Regions from separate parts of the Mus musculus genome. Here region 1 is linked to region 2. Evidence: chromatin loops called from intact Hi-C (ENCODE). Cell type or tissue: heart. All regions are shown on one strand. Each heading gives the region's core, and the rest is flanking DNA. Links, peaks and the distances in the headings are about the cores only.

The links. A loop is a pair of places that touch in the nucleus more often than their neighbours do. Peaks named below come from ENCODE experiments on the same cell type or tissue, not always from the same donor. Only the 100,000 strongest peaks of a DNase experiment are listed, where the experiment ranks them.
Region 1: it touches region 2 in a loop (4-fold over the local background); 2 of 42 quality-filtered maps call a loop at or near these places.

Annotation. Positions count from the first base shown.
Region 1 is chrX:56,719,814-56,736,518 of GRCm38, reverse strand. Gm36289 (a long non-coding RNA gene) reads left to right here and starts at 12,911. Exons shown (of 3, transcript XR_386935.2): 1 at 12,911-13,535; 2 at 15,209-15,350; 3 at 16,100-16,383. It overlaps Gm26312 (a small nuclear RNA gene), which reads right to left and starts at 11,446; the gene lies at 11,284-11,446. Fhl1 (four and a half LIM domains 1) reads right to left here and starts at 4,758. Exons shown (of 7, transcript NM_010211.3): 1 at 4,651-4,758. In heart, for the core only: no CTCF peak of the experiment used is centred there; a DNase peak (open chromatin) is centred at 5,158; H3K4me3 peaks cover 573 bases; H3K27ac peaks cover 1,555 bases; H3K27me3 peaks cover 222 bases.
Region 2 is chrX:56,779,859-56,796,563 of GRCm38, reverse strand. Fhl1 (four and a half LIM domains 1) reads right to left here. Exons shown (of 7, transcript NM_010211.3): 3 at 8,394-8,575; 4 at 7,246-7,420; 5 at 6,518-6,687; 6 at 5,914-6,100; 7 at 3,218-4,720. The coding sequence starts at 8,549. The coding sequence ends at 4,566. It also overlaps a transcript of Map7d3 not described here. Among named protein-coding and RNA genes, the nearest start is that of Map7d3, 34 kb to the left of the region's middle. In heart, for the core only: no CTCF peak of the experiment used is centred there; a DNase peak (open chromatin) is centred at 10,153.

The DNA.
Region 1 (16,705 bases), core at 5,073-13,072, 60 kb after region 2:
ACACAAGCTGTTATTCTAATTATTCAGTTTGGTGGGCAGGAACTAGCCACTTTGAAGTCTAATCAAATGAGCTCAGCCAAGTACTCTACAGGGTCACATGAGCACACTGCTATTGTCCTTTCCTCTCCTGGAATTATGTGTTCCTGTGTTAGCAGAGGAAATTACATCAGCATCGGCATTACTGAGACTTCAGGCTGGACACATCTATGCTGGGGTTGCTGCCCTGTAGGTTCTAGGATATTTAAGCAACATCCCTGGCCTCTAGTGACTAGATTCCAGGAAGTGCATCTAGCAAAAAAAAAAGAAAAAAAAAAGATCTACTGGGCATTGTCCGGTGAACCCTGTGTGGCAAATTCCCTGGGGATGAAAACTACTATTCTAGCACATTCCACAAACAGAAGGATCCTCCAAGATCTCAGAGGGTATCCTGAGAAAGATCAAATGCTTATCAAGCTAGAATTAAATACTAGACCTCTTCTGGACTCCATCACCCATGTCTAACTATAAATCAAAATTGATCAATGGGGCCTCAATTTGCCATCAGAAAATGTTTTAAATCTAAATTACAGGAAGGGAGGCTGCTCATCCACGTTCCAATAATCTATACAATAATGGAAAGATAAATTTAGCCATGTCTTTAATCCTAGCACTTAGAGGCAGAGTCAGGTGGATCTCTGTGTGTTTGGGCCAGCCGATCTACAGAGTGAGCTCCAGGTCAGCCACAGCTACACAGTGAGAACCTGTCTCAAGAAAAGAAAATGAGAAAGGTGAATTTAAACATCTATGAATCCTGTAAATTGCATTTAATCTATAGAAAATACCTTCACATATTGCATATATATGTATCAGTGGTCTATGTTGTACCCCATAAATACATACAATTATATTAACTAAAGAAAAAGGAGAAAGATGGGAGCAGTGGCAATAAGAAGGCAGAGGCAAGAAGATTGAGAGTTGGAGACTGGTTGCAGAACCTACCTATAGATAACAAAAGGCACAGATGGTCAAGTCGTCCATGTAAAATGATACAGTATTCACATATAACCTACACATATTTTCCCATATACTTTAAATCGCTCAAATTACTTATGATATTCAAAATCATGTGACTGCTATGTAGTCTTCAGACAACAAAGTCTATAAAGGCTTAATAAAGATGTCAATTTTGCAAATACTTTCAAGAAGACTAGTTGAATCCGAATCTATTTGTATTCCCCAAATGAAAAAGTATGTCCCAAGCAAAGTCACCACAAAGAAATTATTTCACTGTTTGTAGGCCTGAAGAATGTTTATTGTCTTCACAGTTGCTCTGTGGCTATCTAAGAGACTAGGCATCTTTTAATTATTTACAACAGATTAACTGTCTACACTTTTCTTTTCTTAATCAAATCAGAAACAACAGGAGCCATTTCTTACATACTCAGGATCTGGGTACAAGAGCCCCACCACCACCACCACAGTGACTCTGTAAATGTTTGTTGGAGAAAGGAATGGTCATATATTTTGCTTAATTACGCACTGTCCTGGCAGAGGGGTGGAAGCAGAGAGGGGGGCAGAGGCAGAGAGACAAGGGGGGGCAGGGAGAAACCTTTTTTTTTCCTGCTCTGTTCAACAGGAGCTAAAAGAAAAAAAAATCTCTTAAGAAAAAATAATTACAATATTCTCCCTTTTATCCCAAATCCAAACAACTGGATAGTTCAGTTAACAAAAAAAAAAAAAAAAAAAAAAAAAGGGCAGACAAAAGTTAAGGAAAGCAGCCAACGAGATAACGACTAAAGTTCAAGCAAGCAGGAACATTTGTTCAACTCCCACAAGGTTATAAAAGCCAATGTTTCTGGCACTAGGGGGTGGGAGTCAAAGGAGGGGTGAGGGAAGAGGAGAACCAGGAGGAAGAGATTAGGAAAACAGGGCAAAGCCTCAGGAGATTAGCTGCCGTGCCTTCAACAAATTATTTGTTTTTAATGGCTAAACTTGGGCTAGGGACATAGCCCTATGATAAAGGCGCCTGCTCCACACAGGAGGCCCTGGGTTCCATCTCCAAGACTACAGCAAATGAATAAATAATTCTTCAAACCGAAGGTGCGAGGGTGGTGAGTTTCTCACGCAAAAGTTCAATTGACAAGTTACTTTTAAAAAAAAGATAACAGAGTGAACTCTCTAAGATTTAAAACAATTACTTCATTGTCCTGTTCGTTTCTGAAAGTTCTTCATCTTTTTTTCCTCCCATCTTACAACAGGTTCTCAAAAAGCCAAGTAAAAGACTCCCTTTGCTCCTTTTGTTTAGAGAGCAACTTAAGGCCCATTTTCCCACCAACATACTGTTCCTTTTCACCACCTTCAGCATTATTCCTCAGACAAAAAACACCAGGCTAAACTTAGATTGTGAAAATCGGTTCTGTCTCACTGTTGCACTGGGGCAGAATACACACCACAGAAATGTAGAATAGTATACAACAGCATAAGCAAATACATTTTTCTTAATCCTGTAGACCCACTTATGTATTAACATTTGCAATAAACAAAGTCAGTATCTTATTGAGGTGATCCATTAATTTACTATATATTAAATCATCTCCAAAGAACTCATATAAGAGGTATTTTACCAATCTGCACATTCAAAATTTCATCCCCCAATCTAGACTTGCTTTAAAAATGTTTTCCTTCTCCAAAAAGATTAAATCATGGAATGGAAGCCTAGAATTTCAGAAGCCATATATGGTTACAGATTCTATACGGTAGTAGTAAAATGTGCACTTACTCTGTAGTGCATTGTACAAACCTTGGCCTATCTAACAAATTCCCTGTTGCATAAAGATTCTATTTGCCCTTAAAAATGGTAAATAAATGTTTTAAAAGAGTGAAGGTAGACTAGATTGGAACCTTATGTAACGGAAACAGGGAAGCATTATATTCCTAGCACATTTAAGGCCCATTGCTTTTTAATGCATATTCTTAAGAAAATATGGGCACGCATTTCCAAAGACAAAATTACCAACCCCAATCCTTTTCAAATGTGAGGAATGGGGAGTAGCCTGTTCCTGGGGATGGGCAAGGATGAGAACTCCTTATCCAATTCCACGTGGCCCATAATTTAAACTTGTGCTACTCTGTAAACATTCTCATTTCCAAGGAACATTATATTTATATTTAAACGGCCTTAATCAAGATAACAAAAATATTCCCAGTATTCTCTAAACTCGCAATACATTTGATAACATGGAGAATTACAAGCAATTACAAAATGATAGCTCCAATTAGGAAAACTGGATCTAGTCCAAATTCAAATCAAAAGAGGCTCAGATAGTCCCGATGGCATCATTTAAATGAAGAGAACAGAGGACTTCCAGCAAAGACATGTGTTCCACTCTTGCTGCATTTCTACGACAGAACTCTTGCCCTTCAGGAAATCCCAAAACCAAATCTGAAATCACATTCATACACTTTCTTGTCTCCTGTTCCCAATGTGCTACCCTAGTTGTGTGTGTGTGTGTGTTTGTGTGTGTGTGTGTATGGCGGGGGGGGGGGGGGAGGTGTCGTTGTAATCAGAATGAACCCAAGAAACTTGAAAGGCCCAAATGCAGAAAATACACAGCACATTCACTGTTTCCCTTGGCCTTTCTCATTCAAACCTCTACCAGTTGTGGAAGACTAAGCAATGGGAACTTGAGAAGCAGAAACCTCTTCCCAGGAGCCCAGAACTGCATCTAGTGGGAATTTTAAGCTTTCTGAAATTGAAAGGTCACACCCAGCAGTCTACCTAACCCACTTTGCCAAGGCTCAACCAAGGCTCAACCTAAGTGCTAGAACCTTCCACTTGCCTCCATGCTGAAGCTGAAATCCAGTCCCCTCTCCCACCCCCATCCCCCATATCACTGCCATTCCCCCTCAGAGAGCAGAACCACGACCAGCCTTCTCCCTCCATCACCATTCTCCTTGCACTCCAGTCCTCCCACTGCCTCCTCCCCAGCATCCCCAAAGGGAGCACAGCAGTTCCCTCAACATCTCCAAGAACCAAGGCAGGTTTCACCTTCCTCCCCTGCCCAACAGGCGCCATCCTTAATGTAAAAACCAATGAAGCCCCCCCCCCATCGTCATCATCATCCCCTGCTCTTCTCAACTGCTGTTAGCTATCCTTTAAAAAGAAAAAGAAAAAAAAAAAACCAAAAACAAAAACCAAAGGTGTTCCCACCTCGCCCAACCCCCACTGCCCGCCATCCTGGGTGAGAAAACCAAAAGCCCCCTCTTTTTACTCCCACCCTCCATCCTTGCAGAGGAAACACCCAAAGCCGCCCCCCTGCATCCCGGCCCCCAGGGGAGCGAAAGCCCTGGGGAGGAGGCTTAGGCACGCACCCTAAGGGACCTTGGAGCCCCAGGTTCCTCAGCCCCCAACGTGGGCGAGGCAGCGGAGGCCGGAGGCCGCAGGTACCCAAGCCCAGCAGGTCCGCGCAGCCCCGGAGTAGCGGCCACGGAGCACGAGCTGCGGCTCCCCGGGGACGCCGGAGGCGTGCGCACACACACACACACACACACGCACACGCACACACACACACACACACACACACACACACGCACACACACGCGCGCGCACACACACACACACACACACACACTCGCGGAGGGAAAGCGGGCTTACTGTCTGGGGATGCTCACCCGCGCAGCTGTCTAGGCGGCACCGGCGGCCGCTGCCAGCTCCGAGACCAAAGCGCAGCGGCGACAGCGGCAGCACAGGACTGAGCCCCCTCGGCCGGGCGGTGGATGTAGGGCGCGGGAGGGGCGCACGGGGAGGGGCGCAAGAGGGTGGGAGGGAGGGAGGAGGGAGCACGCGCGGGGGCGGGGGCGGGGGCGGGAGCGGGGGCGGGCGCAGCCCACTCGGGGCGGGGAGGGGTAGGGCGGAGCGCGCGTCCGCCTGGGCTCTGCCCGTGGTGCGAGGGGCTGCGGTGCGGGCAGATCGCGCTCGCGCGCGGGAGCCCAGTCGGGCAAGCGCGGGAAGGGGGCGCGGCTGCGTGGGCCCCGCCTCGGGAGAGGCCAAGCCGCTGGCTAGGCGCGCACAGTGCGCGCGAGAGGTGGCCGCGAGCCCGCGGTGGCGCGGCTTCCCGGAGCACCCCCTGCAAGCGTCCGAAGGGCACGCGGAGGGCGGGCCAGGGGCGCCCACCGCCCCCCTCCCTCGCGGGCTCAGGCCTTCGCTGGCTGCTGGGGAGTCACGAGTCACTGCAGGCAGCCACGGCCAGAGCCCGGGAGGTGGGAGCAACAAAGAGAGACAGCCAAGGTGGCCTCTAGCCTCTCCAGGGGCCTCGCTGACCTGCACAGCCCAGTACAGCCAGTGATTGCAGATCTCTTGGTTCCCACCACACTGAAAGACCCACCGACGACCTCTCCCCTTAATAACAAGCTGGACAGAACGAAAAGAGCCTTTATTCAGAGGGCTTTCCATCATTCCTAAAGCTCTCACAGCAGAGCTTCACATAGTGACTGACTCCGTCGTTCTTTCCCTAGTTCAGTTCAGTGAGCCCTCAGCATGTGCCCAGTACTGTGCCAAATGCTGTAGATACAGCACAGTTGTGCACACACTCGGCTTTATTGGTGGAAGAAGACAGATTATGAGCAAGTGAGAAAATAAACACAGTGGGATAAACTGCAGGATAAAAGGGTGTATAAATAATGCGAGAAAGAAGGTAGTATTTAATCTAAGCCTTGCATGGTATAAAAGCAGTGGGTGTAAAGAACCAAGGGATAACTTTCCAAACAGAAGGAGCAGAGGCAAGGAAGCCAGGAGAATCCCACCATGTCAGTGGAGGGAAGTAGAAGGACTTGGTTAGAAGAGGGTTGAAGGAATTGCAGGTGAACTAGAGAAACCTGCTTTTTTTTTTTTCCTTTTAAAGAGGACCCGAAAAGGACCAGAAGGAAGGAGTAGGGTCGAGGAAAACTTTGAAAGGTGAGAATAGTCAGTACTTAGAATGTCTAGTGAGTCAGGAGAGAGGTTCATTAAAGGAATCCAAAGTCTTGATTTAAAAACATGAAGGCCAGCTAGGAGAGGGGAGAATCAGCCCTTTATGTGGAAGCAGATGAGGCGGAGCAGCTGTGTATTTAAACCAAGCAAAAGGTCTAAACACTGCTGTTAGCTCGTCCCCCCGTCCCCCCCCCTCCAGCTTCAAAATTCAAGTGATGGCCTCTTTTACCCGACCCAATAGCTACTTGCAAAATTCCTTTCTCTATCTTGCTACCCAGAGCCTACGCCTCTTTTCTCTTTCTGAGCCCTTAGGCTCACTGAGGTCTGGTATTTCTGGATTTGCAAAAAAAGTCTCCCCACACATTTCTTAGGAAAGGAGACTGATCCGCCCCAGGCCATCATGGGAAGGCCTGGAACAATTAGCACCACTTCAAGCAGCTCCCCTGCATACCAGCCCTGGGCTCAACCAGAAAGAAACAGCCAAGAGCACTCAGTGCAAAAGCTCTGGGTGGCTCTGGACAGAGAGCCAGTTACTGGAGATTCTCAGATCAAAGCCTGGGCTCTGGCAGGCCTAACAAGGTCGGCTCCACCACCTGTTTCTGCTCTGCCAATTCAAGTCCCAAGTGATAGTAAAAAGTGGAGAAAGGAAGACAATTTATTCTATGGAGCCACATTGAGAAGAACAAATGAAGGTCTAGTGACTCCCAAATCCATGTAACATGAGGATTAGGATTGAATAGAGAGCCAGAAGTATGTGTAGCTGAGCAGTGTTGGCCAAGTTGGGTATGATCTGGAAACTGACGCGCCACTAGACTCCAGTCTGTCCCACAAGGAAGTCCTGATTGTAGTAGTCAATACTGTGTGAAATCTCTCCTTGGCAAGCAGGTTCTTCCTTCAACCTTTCTCGTTGCCCAGCAGGAGATTCCTGGGACCATTGTGATTATTTCACAATCAACTAGCCAAAGGGAAGGGCACAAGTATCTTTAGAATCTGACAGGAAAGTACAGACCCTTTCTTAAGGAACCTTCCATTGCCCAATTGGTAGAAATTGTCCCTTTCTTTCCTTTCACTTCTTTAACCTTCTTTCTTTCCTCCTTCAACCCCCACCAACTCCGTTCCACACATTCCTGCCTGTCTTTCTTGCTTCCTGTCTTACCTCCCAGGAAGTCTTGGGCACCTGATGTGAGCTGTGCCCCACCTCTCCCATCACCCTAACTAAAGCTGCACAAGCAAGGCCAGCCCTGTTCTCCCTCTAGCTGGTCACTTTCTTGCATTGGAATTCAACTTTTGGAGGTCACAGAAACACACTGTTTCAGTTAAAATATATAGAACTGTGGTGGTGTTGCTGAATAAGTAGAAGGAAAGGAGTTGTTCAAGGGGTGAGTTTGTTTTAGAACATTTTTGTAATCATCTAATGTGAAGATTCACACACAGAGACACACACTCACACACTCACACACACAAAAGGATAAATTCAGGTAGTCTAATCTCAGATCTGAGTATGCTTGGATTTTTTTGGTTGAGGAATATAATAGACATGAGGAAAGGAATATTATTTGAGCAAGACGTTAAATACATGTAGGTAGTATAAGAAAAGGTATATTTTCTTATGCTGAGGTCATTATACAATGTTCACACTCTAAATTCCTAACTACAGTCCTAAGCCTATCTCCCCAAAGGTGCTCCCCTGAAGGTCAGCTCCAGTCACTAAAAGAAGTCTCTAAATCAAGAATCAGGATAGTGGGTAGACTCTACAGCCACAGGACAGATCAAGGTGGTGTCTCTCCAGATGTGCAGAGTAGAGCCTTGCTCTTGGTCTCTGCCTATATTCTGTCCAGTGGGCGTCATGGGGGTGGAGAGGGGTAGGAGTACGTCTGGTTATCTTGAGTGAGTGATGTCATTGAGTTCTGGTTATCAGGAGCAGCCTTGGATGTTGTGGGGATCCTGACTAAGCTAATTTTACATGTCTAAAAGGCATTTCTTACTATGCTCATTACAGATATTCAATTTCAATAGAACGTTGAGTCCTCTTAGAAATGGAAATATGGAGCATTTAATACACAAAACTATCAATCCTTTGCCTTCTTTTCAAAAAGTATTGTTAGAGAGAGGGCTAAAAAGATAGCCCAGCGTTAGCATGAGCCCTGCATTGTGAGCAGGAGAGAGAAAGAGGGAGAGAGAAAGAAAGTAACAAGAATTAGCACAGTTTATATTCATCATCTGATGTAGTTTCATATTAGATATTATGTTCCCCACCTTACAGAGGAATAGACTGAGGCAAAGAAACTGTAGAGTCAGGATTTAAAAATAAAACAGGGAGCTTTCGAGCCCACAATCCCAACCAATAAACTGTAACTCCAAAACAACAAAAGAAGAGTGCTCATCACTTTTACCACGGCAATTCTATATGGCTACTTATTTCAGGTCAGTGATTTGTTTTCTTAAAGTGCCCATGCATCCAGATCCCCTTCCACGAGAGACCTTCAGACCTAAAACACTTGGTCCATTTGAGGTTCATCAAGCCTCATGATAATGGTGGAGGGCAGCATGAGCTCAGTGAGTGCATCTACCTACCACTGAGGCCAACCATCCTTTCCGCTCAGAGCCTGTGCGGAGGGAGCTGCATCTACCTGGATGGAGACTGCACGGTTCCCTCCCCGTGTTGTAGTCACTGAAGTTCATCCTGCCTAAAGCCGTTTGTGTGAAATCTTCACCACCTCTACATTTCAGGAGTAGCTCAGCCTCTGGAGATTCAGAGTTGAACTACTCTGTGTCGATCTCCATCCCAACCAATTTCTCTTCTGTTTCCTGTCTCTGAGGTTGCTATGTCAGTGTTCAAAGTAAAAAAAAAAAAAAAAAAAATCCACTTCTTTTGATTCCCCATCCAATAAATTCCAAAGTCTGGTTAAATTCTCCTTCTGCTGGAAAGAACCTAGATGCCCCTCAACAGAGGAATGGATACAGAAAATGTGGTACATCTACACAATGGAGTACTACTCAGCTATTAAAAAGAATGAATTTATGAAATTCCTAGCCAAATGGATGGACCTGGAGGGCATCATCCTGAGTGAGGTAACACATTCACAAAGAAACTCACACAATATGTACTCACTGATAAGTGGATATTAGCCCAAAACCTAGGATACCCAAGATATAAGATATAATTTGCTAAACACATGAAACTCAAGAAGAATGAAGCCTGAAGTGTGGACACTATGCCCCTCCTTAGATTTGGGAACAAAACACCCATGGAAGGAGTTACAGAGACAAAGTTTGGAGCTGAGATGAAAGGATGGACCATGTAGAGACTGCCATATCCTGGGATCCATCCCATAATCAGCATCCAAACGCTGACACCATTGCATACACTAGCAAGATTTTATTGAAAGGACCCAGATGTAGCTGTCTCTTGTGAGACTATGCCGGGGCCTAGCAAACACAGAAGTGGATGCTCACAGTCAGCTAATGGATGGATCACAGGGCTCCCAATGGAGGAGCTAGAGAAAGTACCCAAGGAGCTAAAGGGATCTGCAACCCTATAGGTGGAACAACATTATGAACTAACCAGTACCCCGGAGCTCTTGACTCTAGCTGCATATATATCAAAAGATGGCCTAGTCAGCCATCACTGGAAAGAGAGGCCCATTGGACTTGCAAACTTTATATGCCCCAGTACAGGGGAACACCAGGGCCAAAAAGGGGGAGTGGGTGGGTAGGGGAGTGGGGGTGGGTGGATATGGGGGACTTTTGGGATAGCATTGGAAATGTAAATGAGCTAAATACCTAATTAAAAAAAATTCTCCTTCTGAACTAGTAAAGCCTCCCTTCCTATTCCAAGCTGCCCCTGAGAATCCCACACAGAGTCCATTGATCCCATAGCACATGAACCATGCCATTTAGCATAACAGATAATGCTGACGTACCAAGCAAGTTCATGTGCTATTTCTACCATGAAAGGAGAGGCACTGGAACATGTCCTTCCCACTTATATCTCCCTCCAGTTTCTTGGAATCTGGACGTTCTTTTAAAGGTATTTCTTGGAGGCAATAAAAAGAGAGAAACTAGTACAATAAACTGCCATGCATCAAACACTTTCTTTAACATATGATTTGTTTCTTTTGTTTAGTCTCCCTCTACCCATTCCCTCCAAACTACACATACACATTGGGCTATTTAAAATGAAATGCAAAATATTATTCCATAAAAAATAGTCCAGTACACATTGGTAAAAGATAAAGACTCCTCATACAATATTATCACATGTAACAGGAATTAACTAAAAAAAAAAAAAAAAAAAACACTCCCTTGCCATCAACAAATAGTTAGGTTTCAGAATTCCTTAGATGTCTCACAAATGTTTTTATACAGTTTATTTCTTCCAAAACAGGATATTTTAAAAGGCCCATTTAATTACACTTATTACTCCATTTTAAGCTAATGTTTCTTTGATGAGTAAATGGATAGGTATGTGGACAAATAAACTCTCAGCATCATCTCTCTTTTCTTCAGCAGTCTAAATTCTACCCATTTTACAAATAATCTGCTGAAATTCTTCTGTGACAACGCAATCCAAAGTAATCTCTCCCATTCTCCACAGATGACAACGGAAGTTGTCATCAAGACCTCTTGCCCCTATTGAGCTAATCTTATGTCACATTGTAAAGACAGTTTATCTCCCCTATAAAGTCTCCAGCTCCTAGAAGGAAAGTGATGAATTTTACTCATCAGTGTACAGAGCTTGGCCCCAAGGACAAGGCCTTGCTAATCTAGAACAACCACATAAGCTATTTCTAAACTAAGAAGAATAATCAAAATTATCATCCATAGATAGAATAGCAGAGCAATGTTTGCAGACATGGGCTCAGGTGTCAGTGTGGCCTTCTGTTGGTTTTGAGGTCCAGGGAAATATATAAACTCATGTGTCTATAAACATTTTTGATGGTATGCCTCCTACAATAAATTTGGCAGCCTGAGTATCCTTCCCTATATAGTATAAATTGATATATAGAAATCTTCCATTCTCAAATATCAACAAACAATAATTTATTTTTATTGTAAATATTTATATTCTATAGTAATGTGGTTACATCATGTTATTGTGGCTATCCAGTTGAATCTAAATGCTATAGCTATTTACTAAATACTATACTCAGCATCAGGCACATAAATATAGGCCATCAACTTCTTTTACAGTTGAGTATTTTACAGTGTTCTCTGTATTGCCTCCTTAAATTCATATCTCCATTCTCTTCTACAACAGAGGTTTGACCTAATCTAACTCATGCTTTGCATGTTAACTCTGATTTGATCATCTAGCACAGACTTTTTTTTAGTAGGGAGACTGTATTCATGCTTTTTCTCACTAGCATAAATTATTCAGTCAAGTTTCCCATATTAGGAGAAATTCCAGCAGTCAGCACACCTTTGGGTGCAGTGGAGACGCCCTGGGAAAACCACTTTCAGGTTCATGCTATCCTCCCTCCTCTGCCAGACATGTATGTCATTAATTAATTTATTTATTTATTTATTTATCTATTTATTTATTTTGGGCAGCTTAGGTGGGCTTCTAGCTCACTATGTAGCTGAGGATAACCTTGCACTTCTAATCACTCTGCCTTCGTTTCCCAAGGCTTAGAAAATAGTTATCTGGCATCATGTCTGGTTTATTGCTATATTTCTTTGCAAAAATGTACATATATTAAAATTAAACTTTTATTTTAGCATTAGGCTAGCTATTAGGAGATATATATATATATATATCCTAATATCTGTGTTACTAGAGATTTTAGGGACAAATCCTGGGATTTGTCATTCCCAACAAGTTATGGTCAAACCCATCTTCCCATATGAAAGTACAAGGAACAAGTAATACTAAAGGCCGAAAAGGGAGATTGAGTTGATATAGCCACTAAGAAAGAGGTCTGGTTACCCCGTGTTTGTCTCTGAGATTGTGGTTTAAATAAAAGGCGAGCAATGTGTATAACCAAGCAGCCCTGGCCAATGTGTACTCCCTTCCATCACTGACTCCATATTTTCTAGGCTCCAGTCTGTCCTTTACGGTGGTCTGATAAGTTGTTAGAACTATGTGAGATCTCTTCCTGTGAGGCAAGTTTCTCTCTGGCTGGTACCAGGCTTCAGCATCTCCCTCCTCCCAACAGGAGAGAAATTTCATTTTTGATTAAACCTTCTTTGGACAATTTGTGAGTACAAATTTTATGCTATTGTAAAATTTATTCCTAGGTAATTTATTCTAATACGGATGAAATTATTTTCTTAATTTCAGTATTGAATTGGTGATACAGTGCAGAATTACAAATGATTTTTATATATTGATCTTGTACCCTACAACCTGTCAAGTTCCCTTATTCCTGCGAAATGTATAAATATTTTTGGGATAGTTTTATATTATTTTTCTTTTAAATTTATTTTAAACTTCATTGTAAAAAATGTCGCAAAAATTGCTTACCAAAATTAAGCAGGCCCAACTCAATGAACAAAATTCATAGAAAACCATAAAAGCTAGGTATAGCCCAATACATAGCTGGGTGAATCACTTTATTGAGAATCAAGTTTCTTTGGCGATTTTTCTGTCCATGACCACGTTCATGAAAGTAGGTTTTCGATGGCCTCAGTTCTGGCCTCTCAGTTTACCAATAGCTCAGGTCATACATGGCTTTCCCTGACAAGATTTAGCAGTTCTAGCATCCATACCATATGGCACAAAATAGATGGGGATCTAACAACAACAAAAGTGTAACCCTCAATTCTGGCCCAATCCGGGTCCGGGTGTGCGTGTGTATGCGTGTGGAAGAGTAGGAAGCCTGATGCTCGACCCTGGCATCTCATGGCGGGGGGGGGAGGGGGGGGGAGGGCTCCCACGGACTTGTAACACTACCACCAGCTGCTCCTCTATTTTGATCTGTGAAATTTTCCCTCTATCATTTGACAATTACAGACTTGTAAATATATTTCAAAAGACTTCATGGATCACTGCAGCAGTACTGAGAGAGTCCAGCATGTGCCTACTTCACCATGGTTTCATCATGAAACCATTGGTTTATTTCCTCAGCATTTTGTTGTTGTTGTTGTTGTTGTTGTTGTTGTTGTTGTGCTGATTGGGTAGACAAGGGCTCTACCACATAATCAGGCAATACTTATTGTGGGCACTCTTTGCACCAATCCAGATTCTTGAGATACTAAAATCTTAAAATACATGATCACACCTGATCAAAGCACAAGCCTCTTTGGGTGCTCTATTTTAAAATATGAAATTTGTCTCCATAACATAGAGAAACATTTCCAGTCTGGTCAGGATGGCTAGATTCAAAGAGATCTGCATGCACACCATCTCCTCCTTTCTGCTCCCTAGATTCACCTGCTTGTTCGCTCTCAAAATAAAAGACCTTCAAGGAGATCAAAGCTCACCCTGGAAAGAAACCTTTTCTTTTCATTTTTCTCATCTTTCCCTTCAATTACACTGATGATGTCATTAAATGCTGAAATCACGTCTAGGAAAAAATATCCCTGCCACCTACTCAATATTCAGTATTATTCCCTAGGACCTGGAGCCTTGGGCTTTTTTTTAATGGTAAGTTATTTTAAAGAATTCAGTCATGATGATGAATTCTCGCTTCTGGGCAGACCTCTTACGCTGCCATCGTCTTGGCATTTCTTCTCTGATGAATGTGTACTTAGGCTGTGCGTGACATTTTTTCTGATGATTGTGTTTCACATCTTTTATTCGGCTCTAGAAATGCTAAAATTAGATGCATTTTTCAGTCTCTTGTTCAATGGGGGAGACAAAAGGCGTCCTCCGCTCTTTGCTATTTAACAGGCTGATGTGCTGACTAATTCTGCAGCAGCTTTCTCTATTAGTGCAGTTGCTAAATATAGCTGTTGACATGGTGTCTGATAAAAGCTAGTTAATTAAACAGCATTTTTCATCCATTAATATTTCCATTGTTGACTGTTTAAACACAAACAGTATCGCTACAGTAAAAGCAAGTCAAAACAAGGGCATCCACATATTAGAATATGTTAGTGTCATTTTCAGCCATTTTCCCTGTTATTTCAGAAATGAAAGCTGCTGAGAAATGCCACAGACAGCGCAGGCTGAGGTTACCTTTATGAAATTATGGGACCTGAGGGAGGCCAGAGAGACCAACTAAGGCGGCATCAACTATGACTTTAGTGGTTTGTTCTTTGTGGGGTTAAATCTTGTGCTATGTCCACATAGCTGCATGCAGACCTCTGCCCTACATGTTTATGTTACAGCTGTGCCTAGATCTGCTCAGCCTAGGTGAGCTTTCAGAGGTGGCTGAATCCTGACAGGCTTTGATTCTCAAGCTGCAGAGAACTTATGGCTCAGTCCATTTGAACAAAAATGGATGAAAATTAATTCTTGACTTGTTTTCTGGGGTGGAGAGATTTAGGAGTATGAATCATTGTTGGTCAAGATTCAGCCTATATTTGGGAATGGCTCAAGAGGTACTTCTATGTGAAGCTATGACAGGAAACGACTATCAGTGGAAGAAGTCCATTTTTTTTCCTGTTGTCTCCCCATAAAACTCAGCCCATAGGGTGTACTGTTAATTGCTATGAATGCATTAAAGATATAAACTACCTTATTTCTGTGGCTTTCAAAAAACAAATCAAGGATGAAGATACAAGCAATATTCTTTGTTAGTGCACCTGACATTGTTTAAAATTCTAGAGGTAAATGGTCTGTCTCATTTACTCCTTAGTAACTTCATGAAGCACGTAGTTTGTTTCTTAGCTTATTTTATTTGAAGAAGTTCACTGCAGTAAAACTTTGGAAGAGACCACAGAGTAATCAAAAGGGCTTGCTGCTATTTAGGCCCAGTTTTACTCCACTGTACCTGAATGGGTAGAGTTGGAGGGTACTTTCTAGTCATAGACAGACATGATCCCCTTTTCTCTGCCACTTTTGAAATGGCAGTGTGATTGGTTGTGATTGGTGATGTGGCCCATATTGACCACATTCCCCTCTGTTGGGGTGTTTCTGTATCCACTGATGTACTATTCCAAAGGTCTGAGTGGGTTCTCAAAACTAACACTCACTCATGCATCCCTGTGTACACTCACCCCCAGCTACCTGTCACCCAGTCCTTTGGGAGTCACGCAAAAATCTTCCCCATGACCAAAAATTGGTGTCTCATCTGATCCCTTCCATCTGGTGTACTCTCAGGAAGTGGCACTGGTGACACTGATGCCATCACTTGCTCTTCTTAATTTTTGTAGGGTGTCACATGACCACAGAGGTACATATAGACTGAAGAAGTTCCTCTGTTGTGCAGAAACCAACTCTTACAAATGGAACTTTCCTGAACCCTGCCATCCTTGGTCCTTCCGGTGACAGCCTGTCTCCAAAGGATTGTCCAGGGTCTGTAAACTTGAGTAGTACAGATTGACACAGCATTGCATGCCTGGGAACACTGTGAAAGACTTGGGAAGTATAAGCCATAAGCTACATAATAGAATCCCAGGACTCCACTGGCTTCTAAAGCAGAATAAAGCCATAGGTTCTAGCCTATAGGCCTTATAAGGCTCCCTGCTGGCTCCTTTCTCCGATTTCACCTCCTACCCTCTCCCAGGCCCTCTACACTTTTCACTTCCAAGCTTGCTTGCTTTCTTTCTTTCTTCCTTCCTTCCTTTCTTTCTTTCTTTCTTTCTTTCTTTCTTCACTTTACTTCTCATCATAGCCCCTCCCCCCTTGTTGCCCTTCTCCCAATTCCACCCTTATAAATCCCTCCTCCCATTACTCCCTCCCCTTCTCCTCAGAGAAGGGGAATCCATTCTTGGGTACCACCTGCCCTAGGGCATCCAATTCCAGCAAGACTAAGTATATCCTCTCCCACTGAGGTCCAACTAGGCAGTCCAGGTAGGGAAGGAGATCCAATGGCAGGCAACAGAGTCAGAGACAGCCCCTGCTCCAATTGTTAGGGGACCCACGTGAAGAATAAGCTTCTCAAAGGCTCCAAATGTGTGGGAGACCTAGGTCCAGGCCCTGCATGCTCTTTGATTGGTGGTTCAGTCGCTGTGAGTCCCCTAGACTCAGATTACTCGGTAGGTCTTCTTGTGGTGTCCTTGACCCCTCTGGTTTGCTCAGTGCTATCCCTTACTCTTCCACAGGACTCTCCAAGCTCTACCTGATGTTTGGCTGTGGGTCTCTGCATCTGTTTCCATCTGCTACTGGACGAAGCCGCTCAAGAGACAGTTATGCTAGGCTCCTGTCTGCAAGCATAGCAGACTATCATTAAAAGTGTTAGGGGTTGGCTCTCTCCCATGGGATGGGTCTCAAGTTGGGCCAGTCATTGGTTGTCCATTTCCTTTATTTCTGTTCTTTTTTTTTTTTTTTTGTTTGTTTGTTTGTTTTTGTTTTTCGAGACAGGGTTTCTCTGTATAAACCTGGAACTCACTTTGTAGACCAAACTGCCTCTGCCTCCCAAGTGCTGGGATTAAAATCGTGTGTCACCACTTTCTGGCTTAAATTAATTTTTAATTTTTCTCTAGATGCCACATATGATAGCTTATTTTGCTTAATGTTATCAATTCTTCAGTTCTATCAATTTTGTGACAATGCCTTAATTCAATTTTCCATGGATTTTTGTTTGTTTGTTTGTTTGTTTGTTTGTTTTTGTTTTGTTTTGTTTTGTTTTGTTTTTTTGGTTTTTTGAGACAAGGTTTCTCTGTATAGCTCTGGCTGTCCTGGAACTCACTCTGTAAACCAGGCTGGCC
Region 2 (16,705 bases), core at 5,245-13,244:
GGCTGGCCTCCAACTCAGAGATCCCCTTGCCTCTGCCTCCCAAGTGCTGGGGCTAAAGGTGTGTGCCATCATTTACTGCCCAGCAGAAGTTTGGTCTTTATTTCCTGATTGAACTATTATAGCTGAGGCCCATTGTTAAGTAGGTTTTGGTTTTCCTGTTTTGTCTTTACTATGGTGAAATTCACGTAATAATCTACCCCCCCTTCCTCCCCTTCCTTCCCTTCCCTCCCTTGCTGTCCCTTTTCTCTTCTTTCTTTTGTTAAGTCTGAATCTTGCTGTGTTGCTAAGTCTGGTTGTAAACTTATGATTTCCAGCTGCCTTCTGGCTTGTGTAGCTCCTACGTAGCTGTAGGTATAAGCCAGTCACTTCACCCAGTTAGAAGTCATCATTTTGACCCACATATGTACTATTGAGGCTGGGTGACCATCCACACTGTCTCCTTTCAGAATATTCTCCTTTTACCCCTTCAATTTGGTGTCTTCCTCTGATGAGGAAAACATTATGGGGTATGTGTGTACATGTATGTGTGTATATACATATATGTGTATATACATATATGTATTTATATACATACAGAAGGCTAAGATCAGTCTCGTGTGCCATCTCACTTTGTTTTCTGAAACAAGGTCTCTCTCTGAGACCTGAGGTCTACTGATTAGGTTAGTTTGGTTGGGCAGCCAGCCCCAGAGCTATGTCTATCTCCTCCCTGGCACTGCGGTTACAAGCATGAGGCCCCCACATCTCAAGGTTTTAGGTTGGTGCTGGGAATCAAACTTGGGTCTTCATGCTTAAGAGACACTTTACCAACTGAGCTATCTTCCCAACATGTAAGTTTTTTTTAAACTGTTTTATAAACCTAGGCTGAGTCAGTTGGTATGTTCTTATGACCACATTTCTTCATGGAATAATTGTGACTACTTATGACCTGAGATGCCCATCAAAATTTGAGCTTCCATTATCAGCACCATCATTTATTCCAGTGTAGGAACATTCGGGCTACAGTATGTATGCAGTGATCAGAGAACAACTTTTGGAAGTCGGTCCTCTCCTTCCAGCTTTACATGGTTCCAAGGATCCGATGGTCAGGTTTGCATTATCATGTGCTTCACCCGGTGAACCATTCCACTGGCCTGAAGTTCTAATCTTAAAATGTGGTTTGTCCAGGCACTGTAGCACCATGCCTGTAATCCCAGCACTCTAGGCGACTCTAGCAGGAATACAGGAAGTTCCACTGAATGAACAAATCAATTCAGTCTGTTACTCATGCTTCACCTCGGTAAGTTTTGCTTTTTTATACAGTTGGCCTCCTTACTTACCCCTAATCTCTGTGAACTAGTGTTTATAAGGCCATGGCAGCCATTCCCCGCTGTGGCTCATAGAGTAAATGGAAGACGCTAATATAGTTTGGTGCTGAGTGAGGACAGAAGCCTTGCTAACTGATTGCACGTTTCCCTGCTACCAGTTGCCCCACTAAAGCTCTCTTATGACTGTGCCATATGCACTCATTTTGAAATGATTCATTCTCATTTTAAGAATGAAGAAACAAGCTTGGTGAATTGTCACCTGCCCAGGATGTGAACCCAGGCAAGCTTGCTTGAGCCCTCACCCTGTTAGCCGTAAGTTATTATGTCCTTGTTTCAGTGATGCTTCTCTGCTGATAGTGTAGTGACTTGATATGTAACCTCATTTCTCCTGAGCTGTCATGCAATAAATGGGTGTCTTCTAAAACTAGTGGCTACCCTGACGACTTTCCTTATGGTATGTCCATTTCTGTGATAATGCGGTATCATAATCCGATATAGTAATAATATGGCCAAAATGACCTCTCTTCTATGAGCTGTGTAATAAGCTCATAGCAAGCTTGATCTCTCTGAACTTGTGCTATTCTTATCTGGAAAGTGGGCCCAGCATTTGTAGTGAGATTAGACCCAGTGTGTAGGACCTGTTTGCTTCTTAAGATCAGTGTTAGGGGCAAGCAACTGCAGAGACAGATGCCTGGTGGATCTGTTTCTTGGGGATGGAAGGCTGTTATGTTGCAGACTGTGGACTAAGTGGAAGAGATGGGTTTGGGTATTTTAGGCAGTGTAGCTTTTCTTTCTTACTTTTTTTTTAATTACATTTTTTATTTATGATTACGCACCAGAAGAGGGCACCAGATCCCAGTACAGATGGTTGTGAGCCACCATGTGGTTGCAGGGAACTGAACTCAGGACTTCTGAAAGAGCATCCAGTGCTCTTAACCGCTAAGCCATCTCTCCAGGCCCCAGCGTAGCTTTTCTTTGGCTGCTGTGGTGCAGAGGCATGGCCTCAGAAACCTACATGTATGCTCTTCACTGGTTTAAAGGTGTTTCCACAGGTAATTTCTCTAAAAAGAGACACACCAGAGGGGATGGTCCACATTCTCAATTGTCAGCACAAGAAGAAGGCTTGAGGTAGATTCTGACAAGTTTCAACTCTTGTCCCAGATGGGCTATGTTTCGGTTGAACAGGAGACCCCATTATTTCTCAAGATTCTGACATCCACTAAAAAGAACATTTTAAAAAAATTTACCAGGGGCTTGTGGTAGCCTAACGCTTTGCCACCCCCACAACCCACCTTTAACTGAAATGTAGCTTAGCAAAGTGCCCGAGGCCTTAGGAACGTCCTGTGGGAGGAAGGGCTGGGCCCAGAAAGTGAGCAGAGCAGGCACCCATTGCCAGTGGCTCCCTGGGCCCTCTTAACCCCTGGGGCAGAGAAAGGGTGTGGGTAAGAATATGAGCTGCAGGTGTTCTGACTTCGTGGGTTGCGCATTATCTCAGGCCAGCCTGCTCTTCCCTGTCTCTCAACATAAGACTTGGGCTCAAAGCACAAGCCAGGTCAAGGTAGGGAGGACGGGGTGATGATACAACACAGGAGTCCTGGGCTCCAGAGAGCCAATGGGAACGGAATAGAGGGAAGAAGAATCATAATGCCTCCTCAAGCGGCCCTATTTGGGATTCCCTTCCTACCCATCCTGCTCAAGCAAGAATTGTAAGTTCTTGCCTTTTGTAGGACATGAAAATCCAGGAAACACCCTGAAGCGGTTTTTGTTTTGAAAACTGGACCAGAGTGGTCCTACAGCTTTGTACATTGCAGTTAACTATTTCCTTGAAGTCAGGAGCAAGGTCCCCAAGTTTCTGGAGTAGCAGTCTATTACATTCTCATGCTTCCTTGGGCAGAATAAAAAGACAGGAGGCGTGCTCTTTCTATGCTGCTTTATTTTTGTAAGGATACAATCAAACAGTAGATGGAAACAGCTAATGACAAATATGGAAATGAGGTGTTGGCATCTATAACCACTCCTACAGTAATATATGAGTGTGTGTTTTCATTACATCTTTACTTTGATATTGGCTCGTTATATATGTAATAAAATGGAGAGTACAGTTAAGGAGGCAATCCTGCGTTTCAGAGAAGGGGGTGAAAACCCAGTCCTGCCTGTGAAGGATGACGACCACCTCCGACAGCCCCAGAGTCTAACTGCAATTCTGGAGGGAAAGTTCTAAGAATCACAAGCAAAGGGACTTTGCACTCTTCCTGGATGCAGACAAAGAGCAGACAACGGTTATGTTACAAGGACTTCACCTTGTCCCTACTTTGATGACAGCCCTGTGCCTGCTCAGCTGCGGCTCTAGAGTTTTTGTCATGTCTACAGGATGAATCTCAAAACTGCAGGAACGTTTGAGGAGGCTCAAATATTGTCATGCAAGTTTCCAAACCCATAAACTATTTTACTACTCATTAAAACAAAATTTAAAAAAAAAAATTAAAAAGGACAGGAGAGTTAGTCTTGTTAAGCTTCCGAAGTAGTCACTGTGGTGAGTTTGTTCTGAAACAGGCTCGTTTTCTCAGATCTGCTTAGATGCTTCAAATCACCTGTGTGTTCCATGCTTTAAAGTAGGAACGCTCAGAGAACACGCCACGTAAGGGAGTCAAATGTTAGTATGGGGGAAAAGTCACTTGAGAATTACAACAAAGTTCAAAATGTTAATTCTCTGGAAATCTGTGTTAGTCGTGTGAAAGCACAAAAGAACAGAAGGAAGGTCAGAGTTTTGATAAGGAAGTTAAACCATGCATTCTGGCAAGTTCTTAACTGCCCAGAGAAGGCGAGAAGGGAGTTGGAGCAGCCGCTGCAACTCTTACACCGCAGTCACGTGACCGCACAGCGCATCCAGACTGAGCCCCAAAGGTGTCTCAGTGGGAGCTTTATCGCCTATGCTTCTCGTTTACATCGTGAAGTGGCTACATGGTTAGCACTTTTCTGCTCTATGAGAAACATGCAGAAGAGTCAGTCTAAGGTTTTGTTTTTCCAGTGCAGCAACAGAGAAATTATTTTTGCTGCAAGGTTGCTCTTTGCTAAATCTTAATATGATCACTGTGTGTCCTTCGTTGATTAATACTGTAAAATGGGAGAAAAGACGGAAAGAGCAACTTTAAAGAGGTGAAAGCCCACTCTTGCCCTATGGATGGTACAGAGGGAGGGAGGGAGCAAAGGACACAAAGAATGGTTCCAATGCCATTTTACAGGACAGGAGCCCCTGTCAAGTTACAGCTTTTTGGCACAGTCAGGGCAATACACCTGCTCATTATGAAATACAAAGCGCTTGTTGGCCAGATTCACGGAGCATTTTTTGCAGTGGAAGCAGTAGTCGTGCCAGGATTGTCCTTCATAGGCCACCACACTGGAGCCTTTACCAAACCCTGTGGGAAAACACAAGAAAACAGAAAGACAGCTGAATGAAGACCGATGAGGAAGCCAGGAGTCAGAGATAAAATGACAACTTGCCCGTTCATAGAGCCGACAGGCACACAGTCAGTGTCTGCCGGGCTCTCTGCTCCCCTCTACTCGACCGCGCATTGTCCCCCGCGCCGCCACTGTCCCCCGCGCCGCCGCAACCCTTCTATGGCTGTCAAGGACCTGAAAAGATGCCAGAGCTCAGCTAATGGCTTCCTTGATTTAAAGAACCCCTGTTCCCATACCACCACCACTATAGCTCTGTGACGAACACCGACCTCCCAGCATAACAAGTCTTTATAAGTCAGGGCCATGACATCAAAGTGGCCACCAGGAGGCAACCTTGGGCTGTTTGTAGGGTGTACACTTACCGGGCCTCGAGGAGCTGCTAAGCTTCGATTTTTTCTATAAAGAACCACCACCCACGAGGGACAAGTCCTCTCTCCACCCGGATGCCTGCCCCGGAGGTTGGCGCTGGGAAACAGGGTGAGAGGCAAGCGTTTCCCGTGGCACACTGGGGACTTCCTAGCTTTAGAGACTGGGTGGCTCACTCTTGACACAGTCCTTTTCCCTGAGGATGGCAAAAGTCTTCTCAAATGTACATTTCAAGGCTCCCCAGGGAGATGGGAAAATTGGGAAAGGGCTCAGGGCACGTGGATCGCGGCCGCAAGATGAGGAATGAAGTGATTAGCTTTGCTTATGATCACAAGAAAATTAAAATTAAATAAAAATGACCCTGCTAGCAGACCCCTCTGCTCTAGCCTTCCATTATGGGGTGGTATAAAGCCAGGTTATAGCTTTCCAGCCTCCCTAACCCTCCCCATTCCCTCTTAACACCCACCCACCCCCACTAGCTCCTCCCACCTGTTTCCTCTTGCCCCACACCCTTCACCCCTGTGCACTGCCGTGATTTCAGGTTTGTGAACTCCTGGCATGGTTAGTTGGTCAACAGTAGTCAGGAAGTGCTCTGCATTGCAAGGGTTAACCTGGCCTGGGAGACAATCCAAACTATTTGGAGAGGCCTTTAGGGCCACAATGGTAGGGGTAGAAGGACATTGTCTAAGGCCTTTTGTGGATGGAACCGACGCCAGGAAAATGAGAGATGGTTACCATGCGCAAAACCTAGCCTGGCAGACTTAGCAAGGACTCTTTAGCCTACCAGTGATGGGGTTCTTGCATCCAGCACACTTCTTGGCCACAAAGTTCTTGTAGCAATCCACGCAGTAATACTGGTCCTCCACAGCGGTGAAACGCTGCCCAGCCAGCTTCTTAGAGCAGGTAACACACACAAAGCACTCGGCATGCCAGGGCTGATCCTGGTAAGTGATTCCTCCAGATGTGATGGCCTAGACCAGGGAGTGTAGCACCGGGATTCAGATTCAACAACCAGGCACTGTGCTGGATGCTTCGGGATACAGTATCTCATTTCATTAGCACTACAGCCATGGGAGGAAGGTGCTATTATTATCCCCAATTTACAGATGAGGAGACCAAGGCCTAGACAAGGTGCGCCTCTTTGGAAAGGAATAAAGTGGAGGCCACAGGCCTCCAGAGCCAGGGCTGCCGGCTCAGAATAGAGAGACACAGACAATCAGCTGTGGCACTGCTTTCTAAGCCTCGGCTCCTCGTCTGTAAAATGGGCACAATAATTCCTACGTCACAGGGCTATCATGAAGATGGAATGAGATAATGTGTGTGCAAGTGCTCTGCAAACTGCCAACCTCCAGGGAAACAGCACTTGATGCAAACCTACCACAACATACCTTGTTGCACTTCACGCAATGTTTGGCGAACTTGGTCTCATGGCAAGTCACACAGTAGAAGTCCTCCCCTTTCGGGAAGAAGCTTCCGGTCCCAATGACTTGCTTGCAGTTGCTGCAGGTGAAGCAGTCTTTATGCCAGACGGTGCCCTTGTACTCCACGTTCTGGTCTCCTGCAGGGGGAAACAATGTGATAGCCCCACTGCCAGGCTCTGCAGGGGGCTGCATCCACTCAGCTCCCCAGCCCACCCCCAGAGGTGAGGGGATGCAGGGCCCTGCAGTCAGTGGCCTCATCCTATCTGAGTGCTACTTGCAGTCATGCCAACCCCGGGCTCTGTCACAGGTGGGGATCCTGGCAGGACCATTTAGGAGAGGTACCTGAAGCCCCACGCCCCACTTCCACCATTGCAATGACTTAATAAGTTTCACTACGGGTCTGCCTAACCCAAAAACGCCTGAGGAAGAAGCATGCATGGATCACTTACTACGCCCAAAGGAGGAAATGCTACATACTTCTCACTTCATTCTCTGGCCACAGACTGTTCTCTCCAGTGCTCGTTAGTCTCCGAGTGTGTGCGTGTGTGCGAGCATATATATGTACGCATACATACACGTATGTATATGTGTACATATATATGCTAAAATCTCAAAGCAGCTCACAGCAAAGTTAGCCCCACCATGACAAGCAAGCACACAGCATGTCTGCCTTCAGGGTGGGAGGGGGCCAGTACCTGCCACAATGGCCTTGAAGCACCCTTTGCACCTGGGGGAGTCCTCCCGAGTAGCGCACTTGTTGCACAGGATCTTGCCATCCTTGGACACAAAGGTCTCACTGGCCAAGGGGTGAAGGCACTTGGCACAGCGGAAGCAGTTGTCGTGCCAGTAGCGATTCTTATAATGCACCTCCTGGACATCAAGCAGAGCAGGGTGGCCACTGTGAGGGGCACTGGGGCCAGTGGCAGTAGCCTTACCATCAGAGACCAGGTTCTCCAGGGCCAGGTAACTACTCACGCCAATGTCAGCCCCCTCCATGTGGGGATGCCCTGTGCTGAGTGCTTTTAGGAGTAACAGGAAGAGTAGCACTGGAGTGAAGACGAAAGCCTCACAGTTCCCAAAGTACATAAGAGGAGGGGGGAGAGCCCCCAGCCCAAGCCTGAAATCCAAAAGGCTCCGGAATCTCAAGCGTAAACGGGTTAACAGACAGATCTCACAAGGAGAAAAGGACACATCTGATCTCGTGGGCCAGGTCACGGTCACAGTGTCAAAGCACAACACACAGTTTATTCTGTGTCCCTGGGAAAAGTAAGACCCTTCCAGTCCCGTCAGCTAGAGCACAGAAATGACATTCCACAGACAGTAAAGGGAAAGGAGGCCAGAGGCTGTGAACTTGAGAGAAAGCATGCGGGAACTGGAGGATGCCCAAATTAGGATGGAGGAAAAAAAGGGAAAGGGGAAAAATGATAGAATTATATTTAATTTGAAAGACAAAAACTCTATATAAAATCACCTTCAGGCTATGTATATATGAAATGTAAATGAATTTTGTGTTTAGACTTGAGTATCATTTTAGTACCCTTCATTAAATATGTAGAAGTATTATAAAATAAGAAATCCAAAATTAAACACTTCTATTGCTAAGCTTTTCGGCTAAAGGCCATTAAACCTATACTATGAAAGAGCTGGCAGTGCCTTAGCAGGCCATCGAGTCCAATGTCCATATTATAGATTTTTTTAAGCTAGGGACATCAGAAGCACCTGCCTCAAGTACTTAAGGCTGCTGTGATGAGAATTCAAATTGGCAGCGTTGCTGGCAAGGCTGCAGGAATACACCTGAAGCCCACCCAGCCGGTCCCGTTTCCCCATCAGCAACAACAGTTACCTTGGCATCAGCGCTTATGGGCTTGCGGCAGTCCACGCAGGTGTTGGCGCAGAACTTGTCAAAGCACTTCAGGCAGCAGTGACGGCCATCCTTCTGCACGTACTTCTTCCCCTGCAAGGGGTCCCTGCAGTAGTGACAGTCGAACTTCTCCGACATGGTGCCCACCTTATAGCTGGAGGGACCTGTAGGGACAAGCAAGCAGGACAAATGAGTAAGGGAAACACAAGGACACTCTGCCATAGACAGCCCTGGAGGTCCCAGGGCACTGTTGTCAAGTAGCTAGGAAAACCCTGAGTCCTCAGGGTCCAGCTTCCATTTAAGCCTGGCTAATTACCAAGTGTCACAGCAACAGATACTTCACTATGGCTCCCAGGAAGAAAAGGCCTCTGATTTGAACTCTAAGTATCACATGTAAAGGGGCCAGTAATTCCCTAGGGACATGTCAGAAATCACGCTGCTGACTCAGAGGACAAGTGGGCCAGACCTTAGGCTAAGGTCACCACACAGAGGGATTCTGGGAGATTCATCCAGGGTTGAAAAGTAACCAAGAATGGAAAGGGGAATGGGAGGGTAAGGTGGAGCAGGAAAAAAAGACTATTGGGCAGGGCAGGTGTACTGCGTGCATCCACTGGTCTATGCCATGTTCTACTGCCTTGCACCGACACTTCAAAAGAATGGGGCACAGCAGGGGCCCACCACACAGCCAGCCAGAAGCCTCCCTGCCAGTTTTGACCTCATATTCTGTCACCTTTTAGGGTGGGGGCAAATATGTTCGGGTGGTCTCACTTCCTTCCTGTCTATACAGTTCTAGTCATCCGAACAGAAACTTAACAGCTAAGTCATTACCCCCAGGCACCCATGCAGCCCTCATGAACTTGTTTCAAATGTTTAAGTGGACAGAAGCAGCTTCAGTCCTTGGAAAGAGCCCAGACAGTTTTGTCCCAGATATTTTCTTGGTGGCTGAAGTTTGGCCAACAGGCTCATTCTGCAATTATGAAGGATTTGTCACAGTGAAGTAGAGTTTTGTGACACATCAAAATCAAATCTCTCTCAGATCCAGACAGTGAGGGCTGGCCTAGCTATGCAAGTATTACCTTTTGTCATATCTGCTGCTCTAAACAGCAAAAAAAAAAAAAAAAAAAAAAAGTTTTAAGTATAATCTGGAAAACTGACTTTTGCAAAGGGCTAAAGTCGCCATTCCAAGAACCTCCTCCTCCCTCATATGATCAAACTCCTTTCGCTCCCCACCAGCATCCCAGCTGTGGCCCCAGACAGCTGTAAGTAACAAGCCTACAGACTCCCACAGCCCTGCTAAGGTCTTCTGCTGCCAGTCCCTTTGCCAAACCATTTTTTTTTCTAGAGAATCCTGCCACCAGGAAGGGTTTCTATTAGTTCCCAATTTCTTCACACATATGCTAATTTTTCTTCTCCCATTAGAAAAGGAATTTGCATAAGCAAATAGACAGCAATTATTTAATTTGTGTTAGAAACACAAGAACTGAAACCATTTGAACTGAAACTATTCATCCTGCATGTACTTTAGAGAAAGAATGGGGAGAGAAATGAGCAGTTGCCTGTCTGTACTCACCGCAGCTCTTCCACCAACTGAATGGCCCCAAACTCCTGCTTTGGGTTCTATTCCCAGGTTTTTTTTTTTTTTTTAAATGCAACCACATGTCCAAGTTGTTTGGATTCTGCTGCCATAGGCAACCAAATAGCAGAGTGAGCTAAGGAAACCACACCCTTTGTCTGGGAACGCGCTTGGGCTGAGGCTGGTGAACTCTCACTTGGACTGTCAGTCTCTTATGCCAGTCTCTCTCCGCAAGGGAAGGTGGGGCCATGGAACAAACACAAAGTCCACTGACACATCCACTACCCAGGCCCCTCATGTCAGAGAAGTGACACAAGAAGTAAATGAGGGACATTTTTGTATAACGACCTTTGCTTGGCACAGTTGTATCGCTGTCAAGTCAATAGGGAAAATGAGAGAATCGCTCTTGCTTGGGCTTTTCTCTAAAATCCCCAGCCATGTTCCCTTGTGTATAGAGGTAAACACAAACTACACACACACAAGGAAGCCCAGTCGATTTTCTTGAGTTACCAAGTAACTTTGAGGCATCTGTTCCAACTTCTTGTGGCTTACAGGCACAAGTACCCGTGGCCATGACTGCCTGTGGGAAACCCCTTTCCATCTGTTTGAACTGGTCTCTCCCATTTGTTTTCTTCTGCCATGTGGAAATTGTACAATGGTTGTGTACATCAACAAAGATGGGCTTTCTTTCTAAGACCTCATTTGAAAACCCAACTGATTCTTTAGATGCCAGCCAGGTAGGGGCCAGGTCAGTCCGGTGGTACAGACCTGTAATCCCTGCTCCTCAGGGGGATTATACAGAAGGATGGAGGTTCAAGGCCTATCTGCTCTATAGAGGGAATTCAAAGCTAGCCTTTGCAACTGAATCAAACCGCCACCTTGTGATTTTTTTTCTAAGTTTTAAAAGGCTGGGGATAAAAGGGCAGGATCTCTGTTTAACATGCATGAGTCCCTGGTTTTAATCCTTTAATCTTTTAAACCATAAACTAAATAAAACAAAAGACTAAGTACAAGGAACTCAAATGATCAGTGACTCTAAGTGCCAATGGCAAGGAAACAGAATTTGTGCAGCCCAGCAATTCCATCATCCATATTTGAAAAGCAAACATTCTCCCTTACTGAGTTGTCTATTTCTTGTTTACTATCACTCTCTTAATGTCTAGAAAAGCCGTAATGGATTCTAAATATTTTTCTATTTAAGAACTGTACTGATTCCCACCTAAAAGGAGTCCTACCTTTTGGTATTGCTGGGCACTCCCTTTATGGTTAAAATAGGTGCTGGGTCACACAAAAAGAAATAAAATGCTAGAAAACACAGCAAATTTCATTTATAGGTATCTAGTGGTTTTGTCTTGACTTTGCTTTTAGACAAAGTCTAATGCTGTAGCCAAGACTGGTCATGAACTTGTAGTAAACCTTCTACTTAGACCTCCTACATGTTGAGATTTTTACAGGCATGAGCTGGTATCTAGAGGTTTTTAAGAAAAGGCTAGTTTACATTACGATTCAGAGTACCAGACAGATACCTGCCAAGCCTAAGAGCAAGGTTCCAGCCTTTTGACAATGTGACATGGTGCTTTGATGCACAAATGTGCAGAGTCACACTTATAGCTATCCTGGGATGCATGTAGTCTGCAGGTTGGTATAGACATGCCTATACCAAAGTGTATTAGAAATATCCATCAATGAAAATACACACCTCCTGTTCATTCCTTTAACACAGGTTTCTAAAGCACGCCAAAGACACATGAAATGAGCCAACTCCAAGTTAATGGTACTAGCAAAATTGTCCTCAAATCTCAGTGCTTTTAAGTTTTGGCTTTTGGCTGTCCATCTTTTTAGGATTTTTTTGTTTGTTTGCTTGCTTGTTTTTTGTTGTTTTGTTGTTAAGACAGGATTTATAACCTTAGCTGCCTTGGAACTTGTCTGTAGAATAGGCTGGCCTCTGTCTCCAGAGTACTGGGATTAAAGGTGTGTGCCACCACCACCTGGCTATATTTTTCTATTTTAAAAGCAGGAGAAATGAGGATCACCTCAGATTCCCCACCACAATATACTTGAGGCCAGACTCTGTATGCAGCTGGAGAAGATGGATTTCAAAGGGACTATTTTAGGACTGATTTTTAACAGTTGACTCAAGTCATTTCTATGTGTGGAAACAACTATTAATCAAGATAAAATAGGCACGTCTAGGAATGTTGGATTCCTCCTCAAATGCACAAACAATTTGGAAATACTTAAAGTATGTAGTAATGTTAAATACATTAACTTTATTTAGCAAAAAAATCTAAGTGAAACTTTGGGCAACCTAAATTATCCAACCTCTCATTTTTTCTAACTATATGATTATTTGGTACAAAACGATTGCAAAGCCTTATAGCATATGCTTTACTACATACAAAACTGGAGTAATATATTGCTTCTGGTGAGATAGTCACTGCACCAAAACCTCACATAAAATATAGGTACTTTTTCAAGACAAAAACATTCACAGGAATTAACATCAGGTGCTAAGGACAAACAACAGTATTGGCACAAAGGTTCCTAAAGGAGAATACATGTTCTAAGTGGTGGGTGCCAAGGAAGATGGAGTCATATGGGAGAGGAGAAGCTGGTGGTTTACCCCTCGCCTTCATTAGAAATCAGCAGAGAGAAGAAGGAACCAACCTCCTTGGTGGGCTCTCTACTCTTGCTGAGTGTCATGCTCTTCAGCATTTCTCCCTTAAGAAAGAAATCTACTCCTTTAGCAATTTTTAAGTACATGAAATGTTCAACCTTTTACACCCCACAAATTTCTAGACACCTTTGCTTTGACCTACAATGGTTTTTAACTTGGAAAGGTCATCTACCATGAAATGGAAATACTGCTACATGCACTGACACTGCCGCTTCCCTTATTGCTTCTTCTGGAGACACTGTGTCTGAGGGCACCTTCTTTAATGAATTTTAATCTCAGCGTAGCCTTCATTTGTACATGGAAGTGATGTCTCTGCCACCATAATGGAAGCCCAGGAACCTAGTTCAGGACCTTATATATAGAAATTATTCACTGTGCCCTACTGGCAGGCAGATGGGAAACGGTCATCCCCACTGACCTTCTAAAACTTCAGTGTGTGGACAGGCGCTCGGAATGGATTCTGGTCCAATGATCTGAGCCTCTATTTCTAGGCAATACTGGCTTTCCTTTCGGGAGAACTTTTTTTTTCTCTTTCATGAACCAAATTCTTTCCTACGTTTACAGGTAAATGAACCTGATACTAGGTCCTGAGTTTAAAAACAAAATACTATGTCCTGATTTTAAAATTCACCTCCCGTTATCCTAAGGTCCCCACATCTAAACAATACCTCTCTGTCATGTGAACTGTCATCTGATTTTTCTAAGATATCTTTGGTACAAATATGTTTAAGGAAAGTAATTCTGGATGCTTAGCTTAATACAGTTAAAATCTAGCTAGGTGATCAAATGTTACCTAGCCATTCTATGGTGTCAGCCTGACTTTTCTCAGGAAACATCATTGTTCATTTAATAAGTATGCTTCCCCCTCCAGAGAGAGAGAGAGAGAGAGAGAGACAGAGAGAGAGAGAGAGAGAGAGAGAGAGAGAGAGAGAGAGAATGAACGAACTTAATTTATATCCAGCATGCCAAAAGGTGCTTATAGAAACATCAGTATCTCAAAAACAGAATTTAGAGAGTGGAGGGGTGGATCTCTCAGTTGAATGCTTGTGTGAACATGAGGACCTGACTTTGGCTCCCCAGAACCCACATAAAAAAGGAAGGTGGACTGGTGTGAGCCTGAATCTTGTCCTAGCCAGCCAGCCAAGCTGAACTCCACGTTCAGTGAGAGACCCTGCCTCCAAAAATAAACAACCGAAAACACCCAACACTGACTACTGGCCTTTCTATAAGCACACATATGCACGTATGGGGACATATACACATATACACACATGTACATACATGTACACACACACTTAAGCAGTCTCACACAGATGTGTATACACACAAGAGAAAAATGACCTAGCTTCACACTGAATCATATACATATCCAACTAATACTTAGAAACAAAGAGCAACTGCATATTCACTAACTCAAGCACTTTTCTTAGTGTACACCTGTTAAAGAAGATTTGTATGTCATAAAGTCTTGTTTGGGGTTTCATATACTTTCTAAAGTCTTTCTTGCTAATAATATTCATTTGTCCCTCAAACCAAGTGGTTCAAATGAACTTTTCAGAAGAAAGTGGGTGCTCTATCTAGGCACCCTTCTTTCTCTGTGTGCTTTGCCTGACTGCTCTAACCAAGCAAACACTGAACACCACCCAGAGGGAAAACAAAAGCCAGCTCATTGCTCAGTGCAACACATCGGTGCCATAGCAATAAATGTTGGCTTCCAGAGAAAAGGACATAGTGCACTCCTCAGAACATTCAACAAATAGAAGCTCAGCTGATGAATAGGACACTTGTGTGACAGACACGCTAACACACACCTGGGGGTGTTGTCAGACATTTGGGAATAAACACCTAAATAGTCTCGGGGAAATGGAACTTATGAGTCAGAGCTGAAAATTTTGTAGAAAATTCAGCAAGAGTTTTTTATTATTATTATTATCATTATTATTGCTTAAAAATATAAAATGAACACAATGATCCAATGTTACTGGCAATGTCTCTAGAATGCCACAATTTGTTAAAAAAAATTAAAGCTCTTTTGAGTCACTGATGCACAGATAACACCATTTTAGTTCATGTCTAGTGTAAGAAGGGCTGCATATGTGATTATTAAATGAAACCATATCTGCGTTTATTCTTCCATCGGACAAAGCTGTGAACTAATACCACTCTGTCTGTCTGGGATTTTAAGAAGGCACTTCTCTTCAATTCCTCTCCTCTTCTCCCAACTCTTAGTTTCCATTTTTAGCATTAAAAGGAGGGAGGGGCAGTGGGCACTTGGCAGGCAGAGGCAGGTGTATCTCTCAATTCCAGGCCAGCCTGGTCCACAAGAGTGAGTTCCAGGACATCCAGGGCTACACAGTAAAACCTGTGTCGAAAAACAAAAAAAGGGAGGGGGTAGCAGGTGTATGAGATAGTTCGTTGGCCTGTGAAGAGAACTAGTAACTGCAGGATAATAAAAAATAATCTGAATTCTCTCTACACTCTATTCATGGACCTTGACTTGAAAAGCCAAAGAGTAACAGAAATTAAATTGATGGGGTTTTTTCAGACAAAAAATGTTTAATGCTGAAAGTATACACCTTTGCCCTTAAAATGTCCCGTTTGTGTGGATGGCTACGAAAAAATGAGTTCAAATCCAAAGACCTGAGCCTTCCTGTTGCTCAACCAAAGCCCATTTCAGAACAACACTGAGTTTCCTTCTGTGAGGGCTTCTCTCTCCTCTATGAAAGTAGTTCTTCTCTGCTTCTATGGACCAATGAACTTACCACAAAGCACACTGTTAGTTCTTAATTTATAAAAATCATATAATAAGTATTAAAACTGTTCTAACAATTTTTGTTATTTTATTATTATCATTATCATTATTGTTTTTGTTATCACCTAAGAGCTTAGGTAATATTTTTAGATAATCCAATTGTAACTAATCTACCAGTTGATGTGGAGTCAAGGCCCATTAGGGAAACTGGTCCAGCTGATGGGTTGGCAGATAATCACCACCTCAGACATGTGGTACCAATCCATATTGGTAAAACAATCTCTGAGGGTTATAGAAAAATCATCAAACAGCTTTTAAACACAGAAACAATGCAAGGAGTGTGTATTACTTAAGTGGGCAACTCCACCGCTCTACATGTGCTTGGACATACTGAAAAAGGAATTTCTTCAAAAGCTATTTCTATTGTCAATAATATCAACAGGCAATCCCAAGTTTCAAACATCAAACTTCCAAACATAAAAAAATAAAAATAAATAAATAAAAAGACTACCATCAGTAGTAACTTTGTCCCATAACCTGAAATTTGGGAGACAGGAGCAAGTGTTTGGTTTCTGCCCATCTGTCTCCCCCAGCGCCAAGCAGAGGAGCCGAGGGCAGCAGAAAAACAGCTCCACTCTTGGCTTTAGGCAGTGACACAGACAGTGCAATAGTTTCACAGCACTGGGCTTCCAGCCTCCAGCCCCTATCTCATAGGCATCTTGTTTAGGGCCGAAAGGATCCCTAATGCCAGGCTATAAAACACGAGGAAACCCTCACTCATGGTTTTTAAGGGACAGGAAACATTTTCAGCTAAGAATAACAAATACTATGTTTTCCATGACAAAAAGACACATAACTGATTCTTTAGAAAAATTAAGAATATTGTTTGGAAAAAAGGAAGACATCTTAAGTCATTTATGGATACTTTAGTTACAAATATAATCCTCCTTCCCTCTCCATACTCAATTTCCCTTTCCCTAAATGCCTTACGTTAGACTTCAAGTACTGTAGAGATGAATGACCCCAAAATTTCCTAACAACCCAGACCAAACAACAAAATCAAACTTCATTCCTCATATCACATTATATCTAAGTTTCCCAAGACATCCTGAAATGTAAAATAAGGTATAAAACAATACTAATCAATAAATTTAGCATCTAAGTTTACTTGAGGGAGAACACTTTCATCTCATCATTAAAACAGAACAAGAACGAAACAGACAGCAGCCAGGATTTACTTACCATTTACACAGCACTAAAATCACCCCATCCCAAATTATCTTCTAGACCAA